2 separate regions of the Homo sapiens genome follow, and region 1 is linked to region 2. Evidence: chromatin contacts called from ENCODE Hi-C or POLR2A ChIA-PET data. All regions are on one chromosome and are shown on one strand. The core of a region is the stretch at or near the end of the contact, and the rest is flanking DNA. Distances in the headings are between cores, read along the strand shown. Region 1 holds the start of DRG2 (developmentally regulated GTP binding protein 2). Region 2 holds the start of RASD1 (ras related dexamethasone induced 1).

Region 1 (5,736 bases), core at 868-3,367, 590 kb after region 2:
ACTTACCCCCTGGCCACTGTCATTGACAATTTTGATGAACCAAGGCCAATTGCCTTATAAAATGTTCCACTTTCTACATTTATCTGATGTTTCCTCATGCCTAAACTCAGTTACAGTATTTTTGGCAAGAATTCTACATAAGAGATGCTGTCAGCCAGATGAGGTGGCTCATGCCTGTAATCCTAGCACCTTGGGAGGCCGAGGTGGGAGGACTGCTTGAGACCAGGAGTTCAGGAGCAGCCTGGGCAACATAGTGAAACCCCATCTCTACAAAAAAAAATTTTTTTTAATTAGCCAGGCATGATGGTTCGGGCCTATAGTCACAATTACTCAGGAGGCTGAGGTGGGAGGATCACTTGAGCCTGGAAGGTTGAGGTTGCAGTGAGCTGTAGTCACGCCACTGCACTCTAGCCTAGGCAATAGAGGGAGAGCCTGTCTAAGAAAAAATGTCACGAGATGCTGTCTACTTTACACTGCTTCGTATCAGGAGGCATCTGATGGTAGGTGATCCTGAGTTGGAGTACTGCGTTAAGGTGGTATGGGGGGCAGGTGCAGTGGCTCATGCCTGTAATCTCAGAACTCTGGGAGGCCAAGGCTGGCAGATTCCTTGAGCTCAGAAGTTCAAGACCAGACTGGGCAACAATGGTGAAACTCCATCTCTACAACATAATACAAAAATCAGCCAGGCGCGGTGGCTGATTTTCTCCCAGACTGAGGAGGGAGGATCACCTGAGCCTGGGAGGTCGAGGCTGCAGTGAGCTGTGATCACGCCACTGCACACCAGCCTGGGTGATCAAGTGAGACCCTGTCTCAAAAAAAAAAAAAAAAAAAAAAAGGTGGTATGGGGATCCACTTTTTTTTTCTTGAGACAGGTTCTCGCTCTGTTGCCCATGCTGGAGTGCAGTGGCAGCATCTTGGGGATCCATTTTGAACCTCTTCAAGCTTGTCCCACCTGAGGTCTGCAGCCACATGTGGCCCAGGACCACTTTGAATGTGGCCAAACACAAATTCGTAAACTTTCTTAAAACATTATGAAATTTAGGCAGGGCACAGCGGCTCACGCCTGTAATCCCAGCACTTTGTGAGGCTGAGGCAGGCAGATCACTTGAGGTCAGGAGTTCGTGACCAGCCTGGCCAACATGGTGAAACCTCGTCTCTACTAAAAATACAAAAATTAGCCGAGTGTGGTGGCACGCGCCTGTAATCCCAACTACTTGGGAGGCTGAGGCAGGAGAATCACTTGAACCCAGGAGTCGGAGGTTGCGGTGAGCCAAGATCACACCACTGAACTACAGCCTGGATGACAAAGTGAGACTCCGTCTCAAAAAAACAAAACTAAAACAAAGAAAAAAAAACTGAGGTTTTTTGTTTGTTTGTTTTTTGAGATGGAGTTTCGCTCTTGTTGCCCAGGCTGGAGTGCAATGGCGCGCAATCTCCACTCACCGCAACCTCCGCCTCCCGGGTTCAAGCAATTCTCCTGCCTCAGCCTTCCCAGTAGCTGGGATTATAGGCGCGCGCCACCACGCCCGGCTAATTTTGTATTTTTAGTAGACATGGGTTTCTCCATGTTGGTCAGGCTGGTCTCGAACTCCCAACCTCAGGTGATCCGCCCGTCTCGGCCTTCCAAAGTGCTGGGATTACAGGCGTGAGCCACCGCGCCCGGCCAAAACATTGAGGGTTTTTTTGGCGATTTTTTTTTAAGCTCATCAGCTATCGTTAGTGTTGGTGTATTTTACGTGTGGCCCAAGACAATTCTTCCAATGTGGCCCAGAGAAGCCAAAAGATTGGACACCTCCATTTATAGTATAAAATGAAAGCCACTAGGCTTTCGGCTCAGCCCCTTTTCCTTACACTGCCAGTCAGCTGCGCTCAGGGACCCGCAGTTCAGAGTTCAACACGGGCAGATTCCCTCTCTTCCTTGCTTGCTCCTGCCAGCCGCAGCCGTGGGCCAGTACAGCATGGCCCGGCCCCGCCCCGGCTCTTTCCAGAGGTCCGCAGCCTGGCCGGCCCAGCGGGCGGAACCGATAGTGTCTGGCACTTGGCTCGCCCGGACTCTGAATCCTGGAGCACCAGGCGCCCACGAGAACGCTGTTCTCTTTGGCTTCCGGGCGCACGCTACTCTGTCGCCGCCGTCAGACCGGAATTGCCGGTGCCGCCGCCACCGCTGTCTGTGCGCCCACCTCTGCTGCTACCATGGGGATCTTAGAGAAGATCTCGGAGATCGAGAAGGAGATCGCTCGGACACAGAAGAACAAGGGTGAGGGCCGGCCGGGCGGGGCCTTCCTTTCTGCCTGCCTCAGTTTTCCTGTCTGTAAAATGGGGGAACAACTCCAGCAGTAATGCTGGGGCAAGATCCGAGGCCGCGGAGAAGTTGCCAGACAAGTGCCGAGGCCGCCCTGCGCGCCCAAGGCAGGGCCAGGCGGGAGCGGGTCTCACGCCCAGGTCTGACTGCAAACGTACCCCAAGAGATCTGGTCAGTCCCAGACCGTGTGCCCGAGTAGAGTAGTCCCAGCTCACAGAGCAAGCATCTGACCCAGAGAGAGGCGGAGCTGGGGTTCAAACCTCAGTCTCCTGATGGCTGGGCCTGGGGCCTGGGTCTACTCTGTTGTTTTGGGAAGTGCAAGAGGAGACCTCTCAGGAACAGCCTCACCCAGCAGCTGAGAGCCCATTGGAGCAAGGGAATCAGGACTCTGGAGTCTGGAAGGCCTGGGTTTGAGCCCCAGGTCCACCACGTACCTTCTGTAAAACATTGGAAAGTCACTTCATTTCTTGGAGTCTCAGTGTCCTCATCTGTAAATGGGGTAATACTCCCCTGCTCCATCTTAGTACACAGCTGAGTTAAATTAGATGGCCTTTACAAAGCACTGGGCACATGGTGAGCACTCAGTATTTAAAGTAAACACCCCAACATAGATAATACATAATGAAGCCTCAAATCTGGACTTTAGAATGTAAGGGCTGGAGGAGCTCACAGAAGAGAGGTGAGGAGAGAACGATGACACCAGGACAAAGTGGGACTTGAGCTGGTTGTTGGAAGGGTATCCCAGGTGGGGGCCACTGCTGAGACAAAGACATGGGAGTGAGCATGGTATGTTCATGGGACAGTGAGAACAATCTAGATCAGAAGGGGGTTATGGAAGAGTAATGGGAGATGCAATTGGCCAGGCTAGTGGCTAGCCATTCAGGCTTGTGGGAGCAGGAAGCAAGCAACACTAGATAGCTGGTCCCAGTGTCTGCCCTCCCTTGGTTCCATTTAGGTTTGAAGGCCAAGGAGTTGAGGGCCCTCTATGACTCATTCCTTCTGTAAATCTTTTTTGTTTGTTTGTTTGAGACAGTCTTGTTCTGTCACCCAGGCTAGAGTGCAGTGGTGCCATCTGGGCTCACTGCAACCTCTGCCTCCCAGGTTCAAGCGATTCTCCTGCCTCAGCCTCCAAATAGCTGGGATTACAGGCACGTGCCACCACACCCGGCTAATTTTTGTATTTTTTTAGTAGAGAGGGGGTTTTGCCATGTCGTCCAGGCTGGTCTCAAACTCCTGACCTCAGGTGATCCACCCGCCTCGGCCTCCCAAAGTGCTGGGATTACAGGCATGAGCCACCGTGCCTGGCCGATCTTTCCTGAGCCTTTACTATGTGCTAGGCACTGTGGTTAAAGCAGTGAACACAGCAGGCATATCCCAGCCCTTGGATCTGATCTTCTAGTTGACGGTCTGAAAACTAGAAATCAAATAAATAAGATAATGTCAGCCAGCAATATGTGCTATGAAGACAAACCAGGGTGATACAGCAGAATATTGGGGGTGGGGAGGGACTGGGGATTGGGTCTGCTTAGGTGGAGTGATAGAGAAGACCACCATGAGGATGGGGCATTTGAACTAAGACCTGATTGAAAAGAAGGAACCGGTCACGCAAACATCTGGGGGAAGAGGGTTCCTGGCAGAAAGAGCAGCTAGTGCAAAGGCCCTGAGGCAGGAACAAACTTGGCTGTTTACAGGTCAACAGGACTGGGGCTGGGGTGCAGTGATGGGACAGGAGGGGGTTGATCATGCAGAGCCATAGGTCATGGGAAAGACTCTGGGTTGTGTTCTAAGGCAGTGGGAGCTGGTGCAGGGTGTTAAGCAGGGGAGGGGCTATTCTGACTTCTGTCTTGAAAGTTCCCTCTGGCTGCTGTAATATTCCATATTACCCATAAGACCCAAGGAAAGTCACAGGGAGGCTAGAGATGCTGCCACTTTGGCAGTAGTAGACAAAGGAGATATAAAGGTGATTAAGACCTAGTCCCTCCCTTCAGAGATGCTCAGAATTTTAGGAGCTGGGATGACAGGAAGGGCCATGTGTACCTGACTGACACTGAATCCTTTTTTTTTTTTTTTTTTTTTTTTGAGACAGTCTTGCTCTGTTGCCCAGGCTGGAGTGCTGGAGTGCAGTGGTGTGATCATAGCTCACTGTAACTTCAAACTCCTGCATTCGAGCAATCCTTCCACCTCCACCTCTTGAGTAGCTGGGACTACAGGTGTGCACCACCACACCGGGCTAATTTATATATATATATATATATATATATATATATATATATATTTTTTTTTTTTTTTTTTTTTTTTTTTGAGATGGAGTTTCACTCTTGTTGCCCAGGCTGGAGTGCAATGGTGCAATCTCGGCTCACCGCAACCTCCGCCTCCCAGGTTCAAGGGATTCTCCTGCCTCAGTCTCCCAGGTGTGTGCCACAACGCCCAGCTAATTTTGTGTCTTTAGTAGAGACAAGGTTTCTCCATGTTGGTCAGGCTGGTTTCGGACTCCGGACCTCAGTTGATCCGCCCACCTCGGCTTCCCAAAGTGCTGGGATTACAGGCGTGAGCCACCCCACCCGGCCAATTTTTATGTTTTTTGTAGAGGCACGGTCTCACTATGTTGCCCAGGGTAGTCTTGAACTCCCAGCCTCAAGCAGTCCTCCCTTCTCAGCTTCCCCAAAGTGTTGGGATTACAGGTGTGAGCCACCCCACCCGGCCAATTTTTATGTTTTTTGTAGAGGCACGGTCTCACTATGTTGCCCAGGGTAGTCTTGAACTCCCAGCCTCAAGCAGTCCTCCCTTCTCAGCTTCCCCAAAGTGCTGGGATTACAGGCATGAGCCACCATGCCCAGCTGCAGAACCCATTCTTGACCATTTCTTACTGCTATCAATTCACTGATTCACTTGGTAAAATATTTCCTGTGTGCCTGGGCCCTGTGCTGGAGGCTGGGGATCCAGTCCCATTTCCTGACCTATCGGAGTCAGGGAAGTAAAGAAATAAGATCATTTTCAGAGTCGAGAAGACAGTAAACCTGCTCATGAGGCAGGAAGCAGTCTGGGGAAGGGCGGAATTTACTGTAGATTATAGCCAACTTTTATTGGGTGCTTACTGTATGCTAAGCGATGTTCTTAGTGCTTTCTGTAAGACTTCTCCATTATTCCACCATCAAAAATCTGCTGAAGTATGGTCAGGCACAGTGGCTCACGCCTGTAATCCCAGCACTTTGGGAGGCCGAGGTGGGTGGATCACTTGAGGTCAGGAGTTTGAGACCAACCTGGGCGACACGGTGAAACCCCGTCTCTACTAAAAATACAAAAATTAGCCAGGCATGGTGGCACCAGCCTGTAGTCCCAGCTACTCGGGAGGCGGAGGCAGGAGAATCTCTTGAACCCAGGAGGTGGAGGTTGTAGTGAGCTGAGATCGCACCACTGCACTCCAACCGGGGTGA
Region 2 (5,274 bases), core at 236-2,735:
GTGGGGAATAGTCCCAGTCTTGGCCCGTTCTCTTTCCTTCCGGAGCAGATGACCGTCCCTTCTCGGTTCAGTGGCGCCTCCCCAGTGCTGGGGGCGGATCGCCGGGAGGGGAGACGCCAGTCCGCGCGCGCTCCCGGCCTGGGGCGCACCGGGCCGTTGGATTTGACTTAACAAAAAGGTCCTCCTTAGGTTGTGTCGCCAGCGCGGCGGGGCTCCTAGCTGATGACGCAGCGCTCCTTGTCCTTGGCCTGGCTGCCGGCGCTGGCCTTCTCGCGGATGTACATGAGGTCGCTGTGTACGCTGGGCCGGCGCGCGAAGGGTGCCACGATGCCAAAGGCGTCGCCCGGGTCGCCGCCGCCGCCGCCGCTGCCGGCCCGCAGCAGCTTCTTGTTCCGCAGCGCCTTCTTGTGCAGCACGTCGCAGTACTGCACCGAGACCTTGCGGTGCAGGTCTGGGCTCATCTCGCTGGGCAGCTTGGCCATGGCGAAGAGCGCGCGGAACATCTGGTCCAGGCTGCTGTTCTTCTTGGCCGAGATCTCGAAGTAGGCGCAGCGCTGGGGGTCGTCGCCCACCAGCTGCTCGATCTCGCGCTGGTCCACCTCGCGGTAGAAGTCGCGGTCACCCTTGTTGCCGCAGATGACCAGGGGCACGTCCACGTTCTCCTTGGTTTTGTTCTTGAGGCAAGACTTGGTGTCGAGGATCTGCTGCCTGAGCCGCTGCACCTCCTCGAAGGAGTCGCGGTTGTCCAGACTGAACACCAGGATGAAAACGTCTCCTAGAGGGGGCACAGAGAGCAGAAAAGGAGAAGGTGAGGGTGGCCGCCCAGGGGACAAGTCGGGCTGACTTTGAGGCCGCGCGGGGCGCGCTAGCCTCTCTAAGCGCGAAGCGCACTACTCGGCGCGCGGCAGCCGGACCGGCGCTCGCGGGGCGCCCTGGCCGAGGGTTCCCCGCCCTTCCCTCCCGCACCTGCCCGGCCCCCGGCTCACCTGTGAGGATGGAGAGGCGCCGCATGGCGGGGAACGGGTGGTTGCCGGACGTGTCGAGGATGTCGAGCTGGTAGACCTCGCCGCGGATGGAGTAGAACTTGCGGTGGAAGTCCTCGATGGTAGGCGTGTAGGCGTCCTCGAAGCGGCCGGTGAGGAAGCGCGACACGATGGCCGTCTTGCCCACCTTGGACGAGCCGAGGATGACCATGCGATAGCAGTTCTTGGCCGGGATACTCAGCTCCGAGTCGCTCGGGCACATCTTCTTGATCATCGCGGCCAGTTTCATTGGGCAGAGGGGCCGCGAGGGCGGGCGCGGGGCCGAGAGAAGGGCAGAGAGCGGCTGAGGGTCGCTGGGGTGGCACGCGGGGTGAGCGGCTGGAGGGCTCTGCTCGGGCTGGGCGCGGCTCGGGCTTGGGGCTCCGGCTCCGCTCGGGCTGGGCTCGGGCTAGGCTGGGCTCGGCTGGGGTTCTCCCAGGATCTGGGCACAGGCCGCTTGCTCTGGCTTTGGCGCCCGGCCGCCGCCCTTATATGCAGCCTGCTCGGCTGCCCCGCCCCGGCCCTCCCAGCTCGGTGCGTCACGCCCCGCGGGGCCCGCCTCCCCCGCACCGGCTCCCAGTCCCGGCGACCTCGTCACCCGCTGCCGGGCTCCTGCTCTCTGGGCGCGGGGGCTGGGGGGAGCAGTCCAGGGTCGGGCTGAGGCTGGAGGCGCTCGGACTCCGCTTTTCCACTGCCGCGGGCTCGGCGGCCGCAGGGGCGTCGGGGTTCTGGTCCCGGCGGTGCCCCTGTCCCTCTGCGACTTCGGGCAAGGACCCCCATTCCTGCACCTCCCGCGCGCGTACACTTATTTTCTTTGGTTCTCAGTTTCCCCAGAGAATAGGAATCTAGTAAGTAACCCAGTAAGCGCAGCAGCGTTTGCTGAGTGCTTGCGCGGACCGTATATTGCAGTCCTCAGAGCACAGCCCCAGCCCCAGCCCCCTTCCGCTCCGGTCCCCAGCCGGGCTCTTGTTCCCGGGAGGCGACCGCCGGGCGGACGCGGGGTTTCAGGGCCTCAGGCGCGGAGCTCGGCACCGCGCGCTCGGGCCGCCAGAGGGCAGCAGAGGGCCCGGCCGGCGGCTCGGGGAGGCTGTGGCCGCCGCGGGCAGAGCTAGAACAGAGGCTAGGAGCAGGCGGGTGGGGAGCGGCAGGGATGGAGCAGGGGTCTCAGGGCGCCTTGCTGGGGCCCAACAGGAGCGGTCCCCAACCCCGCGCTCTGCTGCAGGCCTCAGCCTGCTCCTTTCTCCCAGCCAGAGATGCTCTGTGGTATGGAGGGCTCTGCAGCCAGCGGCCCACCCCGTCCATCATAGCATTTTGGGCTTTTACTGTGCCGCGCGTGGGCCGACGTTCTCATTGTCTAGCTGAGAGACCTGGAGCTCAAAGCCACAGCGAGCCAGGAAGGCCCTGGGAGCACAGCACAGCCTCTTGCTTTCTCCTGGGCCTCAGTTTTCTCTTCTGGAAGATACTGATTCTGGTTCTGTGATTAAGGATGAAAATATGCAAATGCTTTAGGAGGGCGGGGCCTGGTAATAACAATAGCAACAATAACAGTAGTATTGACCCATGAGGCCTGGTGGGGGTACTCTCAAGAGCACACCAGGTCGATCAGTAACCAGGAGTGGGGTGATGTTGCTGAACATTGGCAACAGGCTGTCTGGAGCCAGCTCCTCAGCCCTGAGCTCTTGAGGCAGTCACTGCTCCTCAAGGCAACCTGTGTGCTCAGTGTTTTGCTTTGGCCACGTCTGACTTACGAGAAAACTAGGGAGCCATTAGCTGGCACCACCGGCCCAGCTGTCAGGTGGTGGTCTGCAGGCAGTGCTGTGAGTGCCATACCACCCACCCCATGCCTACCCACCTCCCTCCCACGCTGGCACTTGCTGTAGGGGCTGCTGCAGGACACCACTAACTTGTTTCTCAGCCCAGCTTGGCCCCCATCCTCAGAGTCCCTGCATCTCTCCCAGGCCTCACTCTTACTGTCAGATATTTCAAATGCACGCATCACACAGTGAGCATCCAAGGGCTCATCAGTGGCCCTGGCCTGGCTCTGATTCCTGGTGTCACTTATGCAGCAGTTATCCGACAGGCTAGCTGGGGCTGGAGCCCCGCCATTCTTGGTTCCTGCCCCCATCTGAGGTATGTCTGCCAGAGTCTGGGAGAAGGGGAGAAGGAACTGAGTCGCAGCCCTGGATATAGGGCTGCAGTGGTGCAGGGTGTTCACTGCATAAAGGAGCCAGTTGAGGGTACATGGGGGGGCTCAGTTAAGGTACGGACCTGAACCACCTTCAGACTGAGCACCGCCTTCCTGTGCCTCCCACAGCGGCACTGCATGGGCAGCCGGGCTCTAACTTGGGATGACTGATGGCCAGGGCTATAGTGAAGGTGGACCCCACACAGCCATTGCCTCCTGGGGCTCTAGTCCCAAGAGGGTCCATTTGATATGAGTGGAGGGCCCGAGGGTCAAGGATCACAGCCCAGCTCTCCCCTGGTCAGTGTCCAGGCTGGCCCCTTAAATCAGGAACATGACACTGGCAGGCACTGATCTAGCCTGTGTCCTCAGCCACAGTGATTCCTGGTACCATCTGTGCATGGCCGTCTGCCCTACGGATGCTGGGTTGTGAAGACCCAGGCCCACCTGCCATTCCCATTCTGAATGCCCCAGAGCGCCTCCTGTCAAGGAGGTGGCCTCTGGGACTTTACTCCTCAAGCAGCAAGCCAACTTCCTTGTTTCCGCCCTCGTCTTTTCTTTTAAAAGGGCATCTCTTTCCTTTTATTACAAAAGTAATAAATGCTCATGGTTTTTTAAAAACCCAAGCCATTTCAGAAAGGACCAGAATGAAAGAAGCACTGGGATCAGGCCTCTCTCGGCCACACCCAGGACAGCCTAGCCACCAATTCTGTGGGGTGGCATCTCCTGATGTCCCCACATGGGCGGACTCCCAACTGCATGAAGGAAGTCTTACCCCGGTGCAGCCTCTGCCACCCAGCTCTTTGTTCATGCAGGTGCCCTTTTTCCTTCTTCTGGGGTTTGCCTGTGTGACTTTATGCCAGGCCCTACCCTAGGCTGGCTAATCAGAGTGGCCGGGGAGGACTGGGGGCTGGAAGACAAACAGGAACAACTCGCAACTCACAGAACCATCCGCCCCGTGGATCCCGGAGTCCCACAGAGAGGGAGCACGTGTACTGGGCTTCCCAGCACTCCCGCCGCCTGGGCCCTGTCAGCCATCGCGGCATTTGATGTCCAGGTTGATCACAGTCCCATGCTGTATGCAATAAATAATTCTGTTTTCTGTGTGTTTGGGGCATGAGACAACAAACAGCGTATATGAGGCTATGAGCCTGTCTGTAAATAGTATTTACCTGCAGTGCAGCAATTTTGCTGCTTAGAGGGGAGGGGAACTGTTTAAAATATTTGACAATGTCGGGGGTGATCTGGGGGTGGGCAGGTGGACCCACCCCCCCCCCACCAGCCCCAGGCAGGAAATGCCAGCCACACAGCCTCATTTGAGGGCAAAGAGCAATTAGAAGGTTCTTGAGAGCTGGGCCAGAGGAGAATGCTGGGCACCCCATCAGAGCTTTGCCTGTTGTGGTGTCCTGAGACAGAGTCCACACAAAGGCCAGAAGTGGCTACTTCAGGTGACAGGAACCCAGAGCACCCTCGGGCCTGGGCATTGCCGTGCTGGCCCGTGCGGCCAGAGCCCATCTCTACCAGCGCCTTGGACAGAGGAGGCCCTGAGGCACGCTTCTATCCTGTGTGGCCCTGGTACGCCACCTCCTGAAGAGGAGGAAAGGGGCAAATAGAGCTGGCTTTGCGTTCCCTCTGACAGGCTCCCCTCATCAAGCTGAGATTTTAACTCTGGTAGATTCCTCATCAGTGATGAGCTCTGTACCCGACAGAGCAGACCCTTCCAGCAGAAGCCAGTTCAGCCCAAGGCTCCCGGCTCTGCCCCAGGAACCAAGGGTCAGGATGCACGGAGCTTTGCTGCCCGGCTCAGCCCATCCATCAGCAATATGTCCTCAAAGGCCGTGTGTGCAGAGGTGCTGGCGGAGGGAGTGAGCACCTGTGCAAGCAGGAGCAGGACGGAGGCACTGGATATGGTCAGACCGGACGCCTCTCATGCCCCTCAAGCCCTGAGACAGATTCTGGATTCTAGAAAGCAAAGAGAAAACCTTGAGGAGCTCCATGGGTGATAAGGGAGGCACTGCCTGAGCACCTGCTTTATACACAAGGCAGTCATGACTATGATGGCCATTTTAC

Evidence for each region. A loop is a pair of places that touch in the nucleus more often than their neighbours do. ChIA-PET counts read pairs that join two places held with the same protein, here RNA polymerase II (POLR2A). Pooled maps may share reads with other maps.
Region 1: a loop to region 2 is called in a pooled map, with 8 times the contacts of the local background. The contact joins the promoter of DRG2 here to the promoter of RASD1 in region 2. A Hi-C loop is called at or near these places in 7 of 50 pooled maps. POLR2A ChIA-PET finds 5 or more read pairs at or near these places in 2 of 52 experiments (H1 and PC-9).

What each region holds. Positions count from the first base shown.
Region 1 is chr17:18,085,831-18,091,566 of GRCh38, forward strand. DRG2 (developmentally regulated GTP binding protein 2) reads left to right here and starts at 2,118. Exons shown (of 13, transcript NM_001388.5): 1 at 2,118-2,257. The coding sequence starts at 2,194. RefSeq lists enhancers at 1,776-1,935, 2,001-2,502, 2,126-2,445, 2,496-2,545, 2,503-3,002.
Region 2 is chr17:17,494,910-17,500,183 of GRCh38, forward strand. It overlaps RASD1 (ras related dexamethasone induced 1), which reads right to left and starts at 1,486. Exons shown (of 2, transcript NM_016084.5): 1 at 987-1,486; 2 at 1-775. The coding sequence starts at 1,272. The coding sequence ends at 216. RefSeq lists silencers at 1,417-1,636, 1,797-1,926, 1,977-2,206.